Regions from separate parts of the Mus musculus genome. Here region 2 is linked to region 1. Evidence: chromatin loops called from intact Hi-C (ENCODE). Cell type or tissue: heart. All regions are shown on one strand.

Evidence for each region. A loop is a pair of places that touch in the nucleus more often than their neighbours do. Peaks named below come from ENCODE experiments on the same cell type or tissue, not always from the same donor. Only the 100,000 strongest peaks of a DNase experiment are listed, where the experiment ranks them.
Region 2: it touches region 1 in a loop (2.3-fold over the local background); 11 of 42 quality-filtered maps call a loop at or near these places.

Annotation. Positions count from the first base shown.
Region 1 is chr1:165,768,069-165,776,068 of GRCm38, forward strand. Creg1 (cellular repressor of E1A-stimulated genes 1) reads left to right here. Exons shown (of 4, transcript NM_011804.3): 2 at 1,745-1,864; 3 at 2,564-2,748; 4 at 5,776-7,241. The coding sequence ends at 5,779. Among named protein-coding and RNA genes, the nearest start is that of Creg1, 8.3 kb to the left of the region's middle. In heart, CTCF peaks have their summits at 3,702 (motif pointing right) and 7,643 (motif pointing right); a DNase peak (open chromatin) is centred at 3,703; H3K4me3 peaks cover 680 bases; H3K27ac peaks cover 1,899 bases.
Region 2 is chr1:166,315,599-166,323,598 of GRCm38, forward strand. It overlaps Ildr2 (immunoglobulin-like domain containing receptor 2), which reads left to right. Exons shown (of 10, transcript NM_001164528.1): 10 at 1-1,234. Among named protein-coding and RNA genes, the nearest start is that of Tada1, 60 kb to the right of the region's middle. In heart, a CTCF peak has its summit at 3,758 (motif pointing left); no DNase peak of the experiment used is centred here; H3K27me3 peaks cover 605 bases.

The DNA of each region.
Region 1 (8,000 bases):
CTGCTCCTGCTCCTCCTCCTGCTCCTGCTCCTGCTCCTCCTGCTCCTGCTCTTCCTCCTGCTCCTGCTCTTCCTCCTGCTCCTCCTGCTCCTCCTGCTCCTGCTCCTCCTCCTGCTCCTGCTCCTGCTCTTCCTCCTGCTCCTGCTCCTGCTCCTCCTGCTCCTGCTCCTCCTCCTGCTCCTGCTCCTGCTCCTGCTCTTCCTCCTGCTCCTGCTCCTGCTCCTCCTGCTCCTGCTCCTCCTCCTGCTCCTGCTCTTCCTCCTGCTCCTGCTCCTCCTGCTCCTGCTCCTCCTCTTGCTCCTGCTCCTGCTTCTGCCGAGCTTCAAACCCTGGTGTCAGGTCTGAGGAGATGGGTCATCAGGAAAAGAGCTTGCCATGCAAGTATCAAGGGTTTTGATCCCTAGCACCCACGTAGAAAATCAGCTGAACTTCCTGTACTCCCACTGCTTGGCAAATGGAATCCCCTGGGGCAAGTTAAGGAGTTCCTGGTTCATCCACACTTGTGTATCTGCCCACATACATGGGAACACACACACAAACACACACACACACACACACACACACACACACACACACACTCACACTCACACACACAGGTGCACAAGTAGTAAAATAAGTAAAACCTTGGGTACAGATTGGTGCGGGGACTCAGCATTTTAACAGACTCGGTATGGGATTCTAGAAAGCACTGCTTGGGTATTGCCTGCAGAGTTCACAGTAGGGAAACCTCACCCAAGGCTCCCTCTTGTTTTCCTCCTTGGGGAGGTTGAGGCGGGAGGGTTCCTCTTCTTACCTAACAGCTTGCAGACAGCAAATTCCTTAGCTGGAGTGAAGGTGTGTACTTCTTACCTAGCAGCATGCCCAGCAAGATCGTCTTTATTTTTGATTATGTGTGTGTGTGTGGCTATCTCTGTGTATGTATTGATGTGAGTGTGTGGGGGCCCTCAAAGGCCAGATATTGGATCCTTTGGAGCTGAACTTACTTAAAAGTGACCGTGAGCCACTGGGCGTGGGTTCTGGAAGGGGAGCGTGGGCCTTTGGAAGAGCAGTCACACTCCTCCCTGCTGAGCCCCTCCCCTCCCCGCTTCCCTGAGCAGCTCTGAGACTCAGTGGGTTTGATGGGCCATTGTGAGATGGGCGCATGCAGTTGTGAGTGTGCAGTAGTCTGGAACAATGGTGGGTGCTGGAGAGAAACCAACCAGGAATCTTTTTGCCTTGGGTTTGGAATCTGAGGTAAAAATTTTCATGTGACAGAAAGAGTAAGCAACTTGAGACCACGTGACAATTTCTGCAGCCAAGTGATAGCCACTCAGCATGATTCAGCTACTTTCTTGTTTAAATTGTGCAATTAGGCCGTGCGAGCACCTGTGGTCATTTTATGCAGTTTTTCTTTTTTCTTTTTTCTTTTAATTAGAGCTTAATCTTGTAGATATTCCAGCCCTAGTTTAGGGGGTACTTTATTTATAATTCTGATAAGTATGGAACTGATAGGACTAGCTATGCTAAAACATCCTCTACAGTTTGTTAATTTAAAACATGACACCTCTCCACACACACTTTGTGGGGATGGGACAGGTTTTTACCCATGGGTCACCCCACCCCCACCCCAGTGGGTTACAGTTCACTGTTTCATGGAAGTGAGCTGCAGTCAGTTCCAGGGGATAGTTTGACTGCGGGCTGTAAAGTGTGTACCTCTCCAGAAACTGTATTTTACAATGAAGGATTTTTATTTTTCTCTCTTCAGGAAAATCCAGAGGCTACGCTGACTATGTCTTTAGCACAGACTGTCTACTGTAGGAATCATGGATTTGATCCCCAGAGTCCCCTGTGTGTTCATATAATGATGTCGGGAACTGTGACCAAGGTAAGTTCCACGAAGAGAGATGGGCTTAAAAGAATGTGGTGGCATTAAAAACCAAGGGAGGGGTCTTTGGAGAATAAAACGCAATTGATTTGTGAGTGGGCAGATGGTAAGAATATGTCCTAACACAGATTTCAACAACTAAAGGCCCTGACCAGGGTCTGTCATATAGGTGTGTCCAGTAGGGTACTTATGGGGCAAAGGACCCTTGTCCTGGAGCCAAATAGATGTAACATCTGGAAGGCTCCTTATAAAACACTCTGGCTAAAAACAGCTGCTCATTCCGAACCATTGCTCTCTAGTTTCAGGGGGCTCCTTGTCCTCGTGCCTCTGCCTCCCAAGTGCTACTTCTAAGCACTTTTGCCCTTCTTGCACATGCATTGAATAGAGTAGGTGTGAGGGCACTTTCAGGCCTGGGTGACAGCCAGTGCTTCTGGGCCATGGACAGTGCTAGCTTGGAATGACTGTTGAACAGCCAAGCTCCACCCCCATCATGGTTCCTGCTTTATTTGTGTGTGTCATTACAAGTTTGAAAGGGCACGTTTCTCTGTTTTCTTTAGGCTTCCTGTACGCTCTTGACTCTTAAGATCAGAATTTGCAACGGAACGAGGTGCCAGGCAGTTTGTGGTGTGAGAACCACCCCTTCTTAGTAAGATAAAAGTGTCCTTAGAACGGCCTGTTTATCTCCTGTTTGTCCTTCAGGTGAACAAGACAGAAGAGGACTATGCAAGGGATTCGCTGTTTGTTCGACACCCTGAGATGAAGCACTGGCCTTCCAGCCATAACTGGTTCTTTGCTAAATTAAAAATAAGCCGTATCTGGGTCTTGGACTACTTTGGTGGACCTAAAGTAGTGACACCTGAAGAATATTTTAACGTCACGCTGCAGTAAGTAATTATACATTTTCCACCATTGCCGGACTGTAGCTCTTCCCAGCACCCCCAAGGCTGAGCCTGCTAGGACCACCTCTCAAAATTACAAAACACATGGGATTACAAAGACACTAGGCATAGGAACACACACCTTTAATCCCTCTCATCAGTGTCAGATGCAGAATTAGTAAACTCACCTGTAACCCTAGACCTTGGGAGACAAGGGCAAGAGGATTAGCAATTCAAGGCCAGCCTGGAAGGCTGAAAATCAGCTCAAGTTACATGAAACTGTGTTTGAAACAAAAACAAGCCCAACAAGGGGGACCTAGTAACGGGCCTGTAGCTCTCAGCGTAGTGAAGCCTAGGGTCTATATTTTATGACATTTTCTACACCCACAACTATAACACAATTGGAAGGGATCTGTGGCCTGCAGAGGTAATGGAGTTGATTCCAAAGGGGCTACTGGAGAGAAAGGAAAAGAGTACGGGAGGTTTAAGTTCAAGTTTAGCAGTTGGGCCCTGGGGTTTGGGTGTGAATCTCAGCATTGCAAAACAATAATAAAATTACTAAGGGCTGGAGACATAGCTCAGCCCAAGGGCCTGGGTTTGGTCCCCAGTACATCTAGTCTGGAAGTAGAAAAGAACAGTATCTAAAGATGGCCTGGGCCGGGAAGAAGGGAGTGGTCAGATGTGGAGTGAGGTCAAATGAGGTCAAGGGTCAGAGGACAGAATGGGAGGGACTAGAGTGTTCCCTAAGTGACACTGGATTTTGCAATATAGGACATCTATCTACAAGCCCAAGAGGTGCTACAGCAGCTAGAGTCTGTTGAGCGTGTTTTGCTGGTCTGTGCTATCCTAATCGCTTCCTGTTCGTAGCTGAAATTCTCACCACACCCCTGTGAAGCGAGCGCTGATTGCTAGGCTGTAAAACAAGGGCCGGCCTGGGAAAGGGGGCGCTTGCATAACGCCTTTCAGCCAGCAGGTGGCAGTGCTGGGATTCAAACGCTGGGCGTCCTAGCCCTGAGCCCTCTTCTGACCCCTAACCCCGTGCTGGACGCCAGGTTCATCTTTTAGTTCACTTCCTGTTTGCAATGACTGACAACTCTGTGGAGAGATGGGGGAGGATAGTAGGACTTATAAGTCAAGACGGAATGAGTATGGGCGCAGTAAAGAAACCAAAGTAGCCGATCTGTGGGTGAAAAGAGAAAACTGTATTCCAATAAACAGCCAAGGCTGTCGCCTGGGAAAGCAGGGAAGGATTTCCAGGGTTAGACGAGAACAAGAGAACGGGGGTGGGGGTGGGGTGGGGGTGGAGTGGGGGTGGGGGTGGGGGAAGACTCGAGAGCTGGGTGGGATCTGTGAGCCAGGACTGAGGGTGCCCAGAGGCTAGCACCGACCTTGACAAGTTCTTAGGTGCCCCAGCGTATGCTAATGGAGACACACTTGTTCCTTTTGCCAGAGATAAGGAGAAAGCAAGCAGGAACTTTCTTCAAGTCCCAAGGGAATGGCGGCTTTTGTCCAAACGCCCAACCTTGGGAAAAGGTTATTTCTTTGTGGGACCAAGGAATCTTCAGTCCCGGACCTTAAATTCTTAGTGCTTATGTGTTCTTTGTTTTCATGCTATTAGAGAACAGCTCATATTAAGCTATGTAACCCCCTAACCACCACCACCCCGCTCCCTGCCGTAAATGTACATTTTAACAGCAAACTCGGGGTTGTTGGTATTTCTGTATTCCGAGCAGGGTCGAGGGTGGTGCATGGCCCATGGTAGGTGTTTTGGGGGCAGTTGCATATAGCCAGCTGATGGAAACACAGACTTTCAAATTGTCTAAAGAATCCAGTTGTCCCAGTATTGATTTTGTGGCCGTGTGCGTGGGAGGAGAGGCGCAGGCTGCTGACCCTCCCGGGGCTGACCGAGCCTCCTCCTTGATAGGATTTAGGAGGTAGCGATTGTCAGATTATTACCAGCAAGCGCGTTATGGAGGAGAGTGGCAGTAAGAATGATGGGCTGTTCTGTGAGGTCAGAGTTTACCTTCCCAGGACATCACAATCTCCGAAGAGCAGTTATCTCTGTGTAAATAACACGCCCTGGGCAGTGCTTACTTTAATAACAAAATAAAATTATGATTTCCCATAAGTCTTTGCTCTGAGTGTGTAAAATAGAGGCTCCCGTTCTGTTATGTAGCCGGGTAAGTGCTTTTCTGCAGCTCAAAGATAAGGCAGAGAGCCTTTGCTCTGATTGGGGGTGGGGGGAGTGCAGGGGGAGAGTGCAGGAGGTGGGAGTGCGGGGTGGGGAGGATGAAAGACCAGGGCAAGGCATCCCACCACAGTGGCAGAGTACCAGGGAAGGAGGCTCCTGTCCCCAAGTACCTCTGGCCACTCATTGCCACTTCAGAGTCTATGAAGACTGGGGTCTGCACATTGTCGGGAACCACCAATGGGGTCTTTGTGGTATCCTAGGCTTTCCCCAGGTCACCTTGCCAGGCTTGCCCACATGGACCACAGAAGATACTGTTTCTCTAATTAGCACAGTGCCTTCTGTAGCTAATGGCCAGGACACTGAAATGATCCCAAGAAAGCATCCACACGGGGACCGCTCAGTCAGGGCTGCCGTGAGACCTAATTAAGTGCTTTGTGTTAATTCACTGGGTTGCCGGACCCAGCCCGTGTGCGCTTTTGCACGTGGAGTGAAAGTGTGAGCATCCTCTTGGTGTGTTTGTTGACTTCCTGGATGCAGCCATGATCAGAGTAGGCGTTACTTCCTATCACCATGGAGCCTGGACAGCAGCAGGCCTGGTCCAGGGCTCACTGTATCACTCACACGAATCCTACCAAGACAGACACGGAAAAAGGTCCCCAGTCTCTCACTTGAACCCTTACCTGGGTGTAGATTTCCTGGTTGAATGGTAATCCCAGCTGGGAATTAACTTAAAATAGTAAACGTTTCGGGGCTGTGTTTCTCTCGTCTTCTCGGAGAATGAATGACCCTTTAAGTCTGGCCAGTCCAGCTCATGAGATAACGGTCTCTCTTTCCCTCTCTAGGTGAAGCAGGATATGGTGGACTGAGTCACACCAGAGAAGTGTCTTCGGAGGCTCATGCACACTTGAAGGGTTGGCCCTGCTTGGGACGTCTCCAGCTGTCAGCTTACTCTGCCACCTCTTGTTTTAATCTTGTTTGCTTGTGTTAACAGAGAGTTGTCCGTCAGAAGATGTGGTTGCTGGATTTTTAAAAAAGAAAAAAAAATGTATTTTGAAGCCATTTTCAGAGAAAAATGCCATTCATTATAACCAAGGAAGTTTTCTTTCAGCCATTCCCGGTGGCTTTTCCTCAGTGGTGCCCACAGAAGGGCAACATAGACCAGCTGTAGATCGCCCATTGGCTCTGGAGGAAGAGAGGTGCAGGTGCTTTGTGCCCGACGGCCACTGTGCCTGAGGGGTGCTGTCCTCACACAGCTGCCTCAGGAGTCTGTCAGAGGGGCCTAGAGTCGGGAGGCCTGGGCAGGGCGTGGGTCCCGGATACAGAGTGCTTGAATGAATCCTTCAGTCGAGGACAGCAATGGCCACACACGGAGCTTCCCACTCACGTCCACCCGTACAGCTGATCCATCACAAGGCAAAACTGGGTCCTCTATAAAACTCCATAAACATCATACATCCTAAAGTCATAGTTACCCAGGACAAAATAAGACAAAAAGATTTTCCTGTATTCATTTTCCACCCAAGTAGACTGTATATTTATTTCTCATCCTTCAAAACACACACACACACAGGAGCTGGGGTGCAGCTTTCTTGGTAGAGCGATTGTCTAGTATGAGACCATAGCTCTCTTCCCCAGCATTGAAACAAAAACAACCAGCAATAACATTTTTATTTGCATGAGAAAGGAACCGCAGGAATTTTACATATGTTGGGTTCCTTTTTTTGACCCAACACCAACCATAACCCCAGCCCTTCTCGGGCACTCTGTATCTCCAGGCTCCTGGCACTGCAGCCCGGAGTCCTCCATGGGAGATAACCACGGTACCACGGCATAGAAACAAACTACAACAACAACACAACATGCTTCTGGCCTAGAGGGTTGGCTCAGCACTTAAGAAGATTGCTCTAGCAGGGACCCAAGTTCAGGACCTGGCGCTGGAGTCAGACAGGCACACTGGCCATCACTCCAGTTCCAGGAAATCATATACCTCTAGTCTCCAAGGTCACCTGCACTCAAGTGCACGTACCCACGCAGACACACACCGACACATAATTGTAAACCATGCATCTTTTCTTCAGAAGAGGTACTACTTAGTTTTACTACGTGTATTCATGCTCTTGGATGACGTAAGAGTCCTTTTAATTGAGTGTGCGTATCAGACTTCTTAAACAGCAAAAGAGTTGAACATGAGCCATCATGTTGGAGAAAGAGATAGAAATCCAGCAAGTGACTTCTCAGTAAAAACCCACTAAGCAGCAAGAATCCAGTTTTTTTCAAATCAATAATTAAAAGCATAATTCTAACAAAGTGTGTTGGACTGATTTCTGTGATTTCAGAGACATAGATGTTGATCAGAAAGCTTCATTCATTGTGCACTGCTCAGTCAATGTTCTTATTTAACCACACTTTAAATCAGCCACTGATCGTTCCAGAATCCGAGAAGAATCATATACGTTCCCCGGTGGCAGAGAACTCACGTCCCAGCATTTGGGCAGTGTCTCCATGCAGGCTTAGTCACAGGCCCTTGTGTTCCAGCATGCATCGTAGAACTGGCTTGAGGGTGTTCTGTCTTAAGCACTTGGCACCAGGGAAAAACTATCCACATTCAGATCAAATTCAATTATCCTACGGGGCGAAACAGCCAATTCTTTACAGCAGGCGCTGCACATTCCTTTATAATTGAATTTGCAGTCTGTCACGGTAGCATTCTGGATGTCCACAAGGGGGTGCAATAGACTACCGTTAAAGCAGATCCAGGTTGCGGTTTGGTTTTCGGTGGTTTGGTTTTGTTTCCCCTCTCTCTTAGAGTTTATAGACAGTAGCCTAAGGTATCTTCAACCTGCAATTCTCCTGCCTCAGCTGGGATGATCAACGCACGCCATCATCCCCAACCCCCACCGAACAGTGCCCCTTTCTCACATAGGCCAATGTCCAATGTGACCATGATGGTGACATTAATATAGGCAATTCAGCAGGGAAGAGATGAGATGAAGGCCTAGTGTCACACTGCCACTGGCAGGTTCAAGGCTCGGTCACTTCCTTTACACCATGGACTTTGCTTCAGACC
Region 2 (8,000 bases), 550 kb after region 1:
AAAAGTGGGTGGAGAAAAAAATAGTAAAATATATATTACCTATTCCAAAACTGATTTAATTGCAGCCAGAATCTTATGGAAGTTTAGAAGTGATGTATAGAGTACAGGAATCACCCATGGAAATTCTAAGGTCTTAGAAAGCAAAAGGTTCCCTACCAGGACCTACCCCCTAGTCACTTGGGATTACCTGTGAAGCTCAAAGGCCCTAGTGGCATCAAAGGTGAGTAAGAAGAAGCCGAGATGCTTTAAGCAACAGCGTGAGGTTGGCATCAACGGGGCACATTTGTTCTTCACAGCAAGCCCAGTGTTTTCCCATCTTACCCAATGTGGAGCTGGGTCTGAAAGTGTGCCAAGTGATCACCTATTGCCAAATAGCTTTTAGTCTTTAGATGGCCTTCTGACTGTCCAGGTCCTAAGCCTACAGTAATCACGGGCCCAGCCTCTAGTGTGTTCTCTTCCCAAGCAGGTGGATAGTGGAGAGAGCCCTGACTCAATATTCACTCACACATCATTGGTGAGGAGAAGCTAGGAAGGCAGGCATTTGCCACTTCATCTATCCACAGGAGGTTCCTTGAAGTCTGCCCTGAGAAGGAGGTGTCTTTGCTGGGGAGGATCTTCATCATCAGCATCAAGCTGTGAGGGGAAAGGCTTTGACAAAAGGGTTGCCACTTTCTGAATTCTTCTCAAAGAGGAATTTCTAAGCCAAGCTACAGATTCATCCAGGCTCAGAATTCCATGGCTGTGGGCAGGAGCTGTCATCTTCACTATATTTTGAGATACATTTTTTTTTAGGTAGAACTCGAGGTCCAGATCTAGAGGGGGATAAGGACGATGAGAAGGATAAAGTTGTGGCAGTTGAGCTAAAAGTCATGTTCGAGTTTTTTGGTGGGTCTGACTGGACAGGGGAAAATGTGGTCCGACTTCTTTTATCTAAAAGTTTGGGAAAGATACCCATAGCTTCTCTCTTGCCATGTTTATTAACAAAGATGTTAGACACTACTCCATGAGAAATGTCCTTGTGAAAATAAAAACCATGCCATCAAAAGAGTCGGGTGCAAAGATGCCTACTTCATGAGAATCACCTGCCCAGTTGTTTTTGTGCCTTGTCTGTGACATCAAAACTGAAACACTTATATCACTGTCACTCATGGTTTTCTTTTCCTGTGTCATACATACAAAGTGCATTTGATTGTAATGATTTAAAGTAAATAAAGCATTTCATCTACTTTTGTTATAAAGAACTCAATTAATTATGTTACAATCTTACAGTTTGTGCTCTCTCCAAGATTTAAAAAAAAAATTACATGAAGTGACCTGTATGGAACTGGTATTATGAAGCTCAGTGCTTAGTACTGCTATCAAAATAATAACAATGATTAATAATAGTAATGATATACACACTCTCCAAAGAATGGTCTAAGTACTGTAGAGGCAGATGTTGGCAGTTAATGTGTGTTCCAGCAGACTTTAATGAGCTGTGGGCTGGGTGAATTCTGTTGACACCCACTGTGACATCAGGACATATGTTATCTACATATGTAGATATGGTAGTTGGACAATGATGGTACCTGGCTCATATTCAGGAAAAGAGCCTTTGCCTGACTCTTTAGAGAAGGGAGAGGAGAGCCGTTCCGTGGGAGGACATTTTAGTTTCTGAAGAGATTTGGAAATTCCTCAGTACCATAATTAAGGGAAGGCAATTAAAAACCTTTGTGAGCATAAACAGCGGTAAGTAGCTCGTGGAGCTATTAATCTCTTTGATGGCCAGGTCCTGTCAAGAGATTCCAGAAAACCTGTCTTTGCTTGAAACGTTTGGGCTTAACTCTCTTCTTTTAGTAATTCTGTTAAAATGTTTCTATGTAGGTTTAATTTAAAAATAGACTCTAAAGCAGTTAAACTCATACCTCTTCTGGACTTCCTTCTGTTTGGCTAATGTTTTAACTCCATCTTGATTTTTCCAGCCCTTATAAAATAATATTTTTAAATTTCTCAAATATGTTTAGAATCTTTCCTCCTCCCCATCTCCCCCTATAAATCTTTTCTGGCTACATTATAGATTTTCTTGATGAACTGTTTTTCTTCCTGAAGGAAATTTTCTTTTGTGCTGGTCCCTTGGTGGGATATGCTGTTGATTTGTTGCTGTCAATCACAGTGTCTTGTTATTGTTCCCCAAAGAGAATCTCACTGATGACAGAAGTCACTTTTTCTTCACCAAACTGAAGTCATGGGTTTCCGCTTCCTTCTGATCCCCAGGGGTGCTTTTGAGACGTCTGTCAACCCAATTGCTTTTCCTTTGTCAGCAATCTACCTTGTGCTTCAGGATGCTTTTCAACTTTGACCTTGTCTCTAGTGTTCTTAGGTTTTAAAGAACATGCTACTGTGGGTTTCTTTTTATTTATTACAACTGGGACTGTGCTTCCTCGGTCCGTGGGCTGGCTTTTTATCAAATATGGAAAACTTTAAGCTATTAACACATCAAACATTTCATCTCCAAACTCTCTTTTGACAAATCCAATTAAACGCTTCATCTTTTTGTTCTACTCTCTGTGTTTCTTAATATAATCTTCATGTTTTCTCTTTCTTTGTCTTCAGCTCTCTATTCTGGGTAATTTCTTCATGTTTATCTTATAGTTTTCTATGTTCTCATCAGCTGATTCCAGTCCCAATTCTTTTTTTTTTTTTTTTTTTTTTTTTTTTTGAGACAGGGTTTCTCTATATAGTTCTGGCACTCACTTTGTAGACCAGACTGGCTTCGAACTCAGAAATCCTCCTGCCTCTGCCTCCCAAGTGCTGGGATTAAAGGCGTGTGCCACCATGCCTGGCTTCTAGTCTTAATTCTAATATACTTTTCAGTTCTGGGTGTTCAACTTAGCTTTATTTTTTTCTTTTTGTACATAGTCATTTTTGATTGTGCCAGCTTATTCTTATGTACAATTCCCTTTTATTTCTTTGCAATCAACATAATAATATTAAATTTTATGGATTATATTTCAATACCTATACTGTCTGTACCTTTAATTTTGGAGATTGCTAATTTGCTCACTGTTGTTCATGATTTCTTGTGTTTTATGTTTTTTTTTAATTTTGAACATATCATAATATGTTGGTTTCAGTCAAGAAAGACCTTTTCTAATTTTTAAAGTACCCTACTCTCCCAAATCTATATATTTAGATCAGAAAGTCTACGGTTAAGGGGAAATTGAGCAAGAACTGGACCGTATTGTGGAGAAAAAAAATAATAAAGCATAGCAATTTGTAATAAGATAAAACAGAATGGTTAGGGAGACTCAGATTTCCATACGGTTCAGGATTGGATCTTTGAAAGAAGATGGCTGTTTAAATATCTGATATAAGCTGATTCTAGGGGCCATCTGTGAACAGATCATTAAGTGTGCGGAGGGACTACAGAAATTCCAGATCTCAGTCTCATTCAGGAAGCAAGAAAAGATTAGACCCAAAGGATGAGCTAGAATAAGGAGAAACAAAACCATCCACTTTCCTTCACTTTGGCTAAATCTAATCCGAGTTTTTATGTTCCTTTAAATCAAAGGAATAAGAAATAGGGTGGTTTCAGAATCTCCTGGTAGAGACATCCTAATGCTTAGCATCATGCCATGTAGGTGAAAGGACCATTCTCTGCTGAATTGGTTTTAAGCATTTCCTGAATGCCTTTCAGGTAGCCTGAGATGACTCACCCAACATGGCAGGAGTATGGGAGCTTGCAAGGCCAGCCAAGGGACATGAATTGTCTTGACACGCCATCTAGTGGCATGCATTCACTGGAAAGCCTGAATCTTTTTTAACTTTCCAAGAGTCAGCATGCTGGACAGAGGCAGGAGAGCTTGGGTTCTTAAAAAGCTGCATATGTACCCCCCCCCCCCCCTTACACGAAGAACTACGAGTGATCAATGGCTCCTGGGAGAGTGAGAATTAGTTTCCTCTAAGCATGTGCTCCCATATAGGATGTCTACTCACAAGTGCTCAGTTTTTCCTCACGTGGTACCCAGAGGAGTTTACCTTAAAACATGATATAGAAAACCCTAAATGCAAAGCATACACAGAGAGGCTTACAACCCCCATATGAATAGTTTTTGGTACATGTAATATGATTTATAGGGTACATGTGATATGTTAATTCACATATATCCTTCCTTCATGACTAGCACTGTATCTATATCATTCCTACTCCTTCCTCACCCTCCAACCGGTCCCATGTCCCCCCTTCCAAATTCGTGATCTTTAATTATTATTGCTGTACACACCACACATGCTCACATTAACATGTGCCTACACACACATGCACACTGACATGCACATATGTGTATAAATCTACTCAGTCTTTTGGCATTGATCATATGTACATGGGTCCAGGTGTCACTATTGCACTGTCACATCTTGCAGGCAGAGCATCTTTTGTAGACTGGTTTATAGCTGGGTTTGGTTTTTCTCCTCCAGTAGTGTCTTCCAGTACTACGAATACTAGGTTATAGGAATGAAGGCTGTAGGTAGGCACCATCTTGACTTCGTCTCCATGTTCAGTAAATTATATAGGTGTTGTCTTCAGCAATAGAGTCTTACCATCTGTTTGTGGAGAGCAACCAATAGCCTTAGTAGTAGCCTAGGTTGTTTGGGGTTTCCATGGGACCCTTTTGGCCAACAACTTGATTAGATGTAACCCATTCTTAGTACTGGAAGCTTCATATGGTGATGGGAGGTACCCAGTTGGGGCTCCATCTCCCCTGTTATTTGGTGACTTCATTTAGATTCATTCCATATATGTATATATTTTAAGAAGCGTCTACTGTATTAGGCTTTCATATGGCTCTTTAAATGGCCCTTAATTTTACTCCCTTTTTACTCCCCTCTGAATTTAATCCTCCTGTTCCAGTCTCCCTGCCCCCATGTTTGTGTGTGTGCACCTGTGTGGTGCTTTGAATAAAAATGGCCCCCAAAGAATCATATGTTTGAATGTTTAATTATTAGGGAGTGGTATTACTTGGAAGGGATTAGGAGTGGCCTTGTTGGGGTAGGTGTGGTCATGTTGGAAGAAGTGTCACTAGGAGATGGGCTTTGAGGTTTCAAGGACCCAAGCCAGGGCTGTGTTTCTCTCTTCCTGCTGCCTGTGGATCCAGATGTAGAATGCTCAGCCCCTTCTCCAGCACCATGTCTGCCGCCATGATTCCTGCCATACTGGTAATAGACTAAACCTCTGAAACTGTAAGCAACCCTCAATTAAATGCTTTCTTGTAAGAGCTGTCATGCTTATGGTGTCTTCTCACATCAATAGAATAGTGAATAAGACAATACTGTATTTATCTTTTTGGGTCTGTGTTACCTCACTCAGAATAATTGTTTTCTACATCCATCCATTTACTTGGGAATTTCATGACTGTTTCTCCTCCTCCTTCTCTTCCTGCTTCTCCCCCTCTTCCTTCTGTTGTTTTGTTTTCAGTTTGTTTTAATGGCCAAGTAATTTTCTACTGTGTAAGTGTACCCCACTTTTTTTTTTAATTCTAGTAATCCATTGACAGATACCTAGGCTGTCTCCAATTCCTGGCTATTACAGGTAGAGCATCAATGAGCATGACTGAGCAAAAGCCTTTGTGGTAGGGTATTTTGGGTATTTGCCCAAGTTGGATCTTGAGGTAGTTCTATTCCCATCTTCCTGAGGAACTGCACACTGGTTCCTGTGGTGCCTGTACAAGTTTTCACCTCCAGCCCTTACTTGGCATCTTTGCCAGCATGAGATGTCATTTGTTTTAGTGACCTTTGCCATTCTAACTGGTGAAAGGTGAAATCTCTGAGTAGTTTTGGTTTGTATTTCCCTGATGACTCAGGATGTTGAACACTAGGTGTTTCTCAGACATCTGTGTTTCGTCTTTTTAGAACTCTCTGTCTAGATATACACCCCATTTCCAACCGGGTTATTTGTTTTCTTGATGTCTACTCTTCATCCTTTATATATTAAATGTTACCCCTCTGTCCTATGTGTAGTTAGTAAAAACTCACATCCCGTTTTATAGGCTGCTGCTTTATCCAGAGGACAGTGGCCTTTGCATGCAGAATCCCTTCAGTTTCATTGTCCCCTGTGTTCATTGTTGATCATAGTGTGCTTGTCACTGGTGCTCTGCTCAGAAAAATCTTTGCCTTTTCTGACACTGCTCAGGTACCAAAACCATGAGACTAGAAAGTCCAGGAACTTAGGGCAAAAGCAAATACTACTTTTCTGCTAAAGAAACATAGCCATAAAACAACTCCTAAAGACTGTCTGCTACACTCCTAGAGCAGTGCCTTGCTCAGCCATCGTCAGGGAAGCTTCCTCCTGCAGCAGATGGGAACAATACAGAGACTCACAGCTAGACAATGTGCAGAGGGTGAGAACCTTGGAATACTCAGTCCTAAGTAGGGTTAAGTTCCCATCAAGTCCTTCTCCTCTGGGTTCAGGCAACTAAATACTGTAAAAGCCAGTGGTGCTGGAAGACACCAACAGAAGGCCTTCTAGACACAGCCAGGCAGATGTACTGGTCCTGCACAGTTCTAAGCCCAAGGGGATCACAGAGCTGAGAGGGGAAGTGGACACAGACTCCATCCTAGAATCTATCTCCACTTGATAACCACTCTCAAGGGAAGTTATTTTATCCCAATAGAATCTCACTTGGTATACAAACCACACTAAAGGACAGGCCCCATGCTCACCAGTAGATGGCTAAGGCAAAACAATTTCCATGGTATTTTTTGGAGGGTTTTGTTTTGGTTGTTTGGTTTGGTTTGGGTTTTTTTCTCTCATAATACTGTATCTGGTACAGGTCTTTTGCTTCTATATTATGGTGTGTTTTTATGGAATGTTTGTGTGTCTGCATCTAAATGTGTTTCTTCTGCTTTTTCTTTGGCTCTTTTTACTGTTTGTTTGTCTTGTTTTGTCCTCTTCTGCTTTCATTTTTGTTTTTGTTTTCATTCTAGCTTAGGTTTTTTTTTAGATGCCCGATTTCTAATGAGAGAGAGAAAGAGAGAGAGAGAGAGAGAGAGAGAGAGAGAGAGAGAGAGAGAGAGAGAGAGAGAGAGAAAGGGTATGGTTTTGTGTAGGTAAGGAAGCAGAGAAGATGTGGGAGAGGCTAGGGGAGGGGAACTCATAATCAGATTATATTATATAAAAATCTATTTTCAATTAAAGGAAAGGAACATAAGAAATCTTTTGGCTACAAATGACAGAAAGCCAATCCAGACTAACAAGTTATTTTTAAAGCAGAAGGATTATAAGTGGCTTATAGGAAGATCCTGCAGTGATTTGAAGAATGGAAGGTCTATAGGAGCTGGGTATGAACCTTACCGAGGGCATCATCACTTGCATCTACTTACCTCCTATATCTATACGTAGCATCTATGCCTTCCTCCGGGGAGACTAGTCTTTCTCTTCAAGGCAGGAATATGGCCACTAGCAGTCCAAGAAGAACTGTTTATGAATGTATCCAATCAGACATGAGAATGACTTTACTAAAAGAACAATCCTAGTCACTCATTTACCCGTGTTGAGTCCCGTGCTCATATTTTAAATAACCATTGTGATCAGAAAGAGGCAAATCCGCCTACACCAGGAGTATCACCCAAAGGCTCTAGTGTCAAATGCTTTTGGAACTATTGGGAGGCCCTGGAACTTTGGGAGACAGTGTTGGCTGGGAAATGATCCTTTGATCATTAGGGGTGTTTCCTTTTGGGGAATTGTGGGTGTTTAGCCCTTCTCTACTTCCTGGCTCATCAAAGCAAGAGGGCCAATTGACCATGGGCTGGAACTTCCAAAACCTAATAAATGTCTTCTCTTTATAAATTCATTATTTCTAATATTTTCATTATAGTGGTGAAAATCTAACACAGTGGGATAAAAAAACAACTCACCCAAAGGAGGTAAAAGATACTAATAGAAATGGGAAAACCAAACAAAAAACCATGATTAATAACAGTTATCTACTGCTGCATCCATATTTTTCTCCTGTGGTTATAAAAGC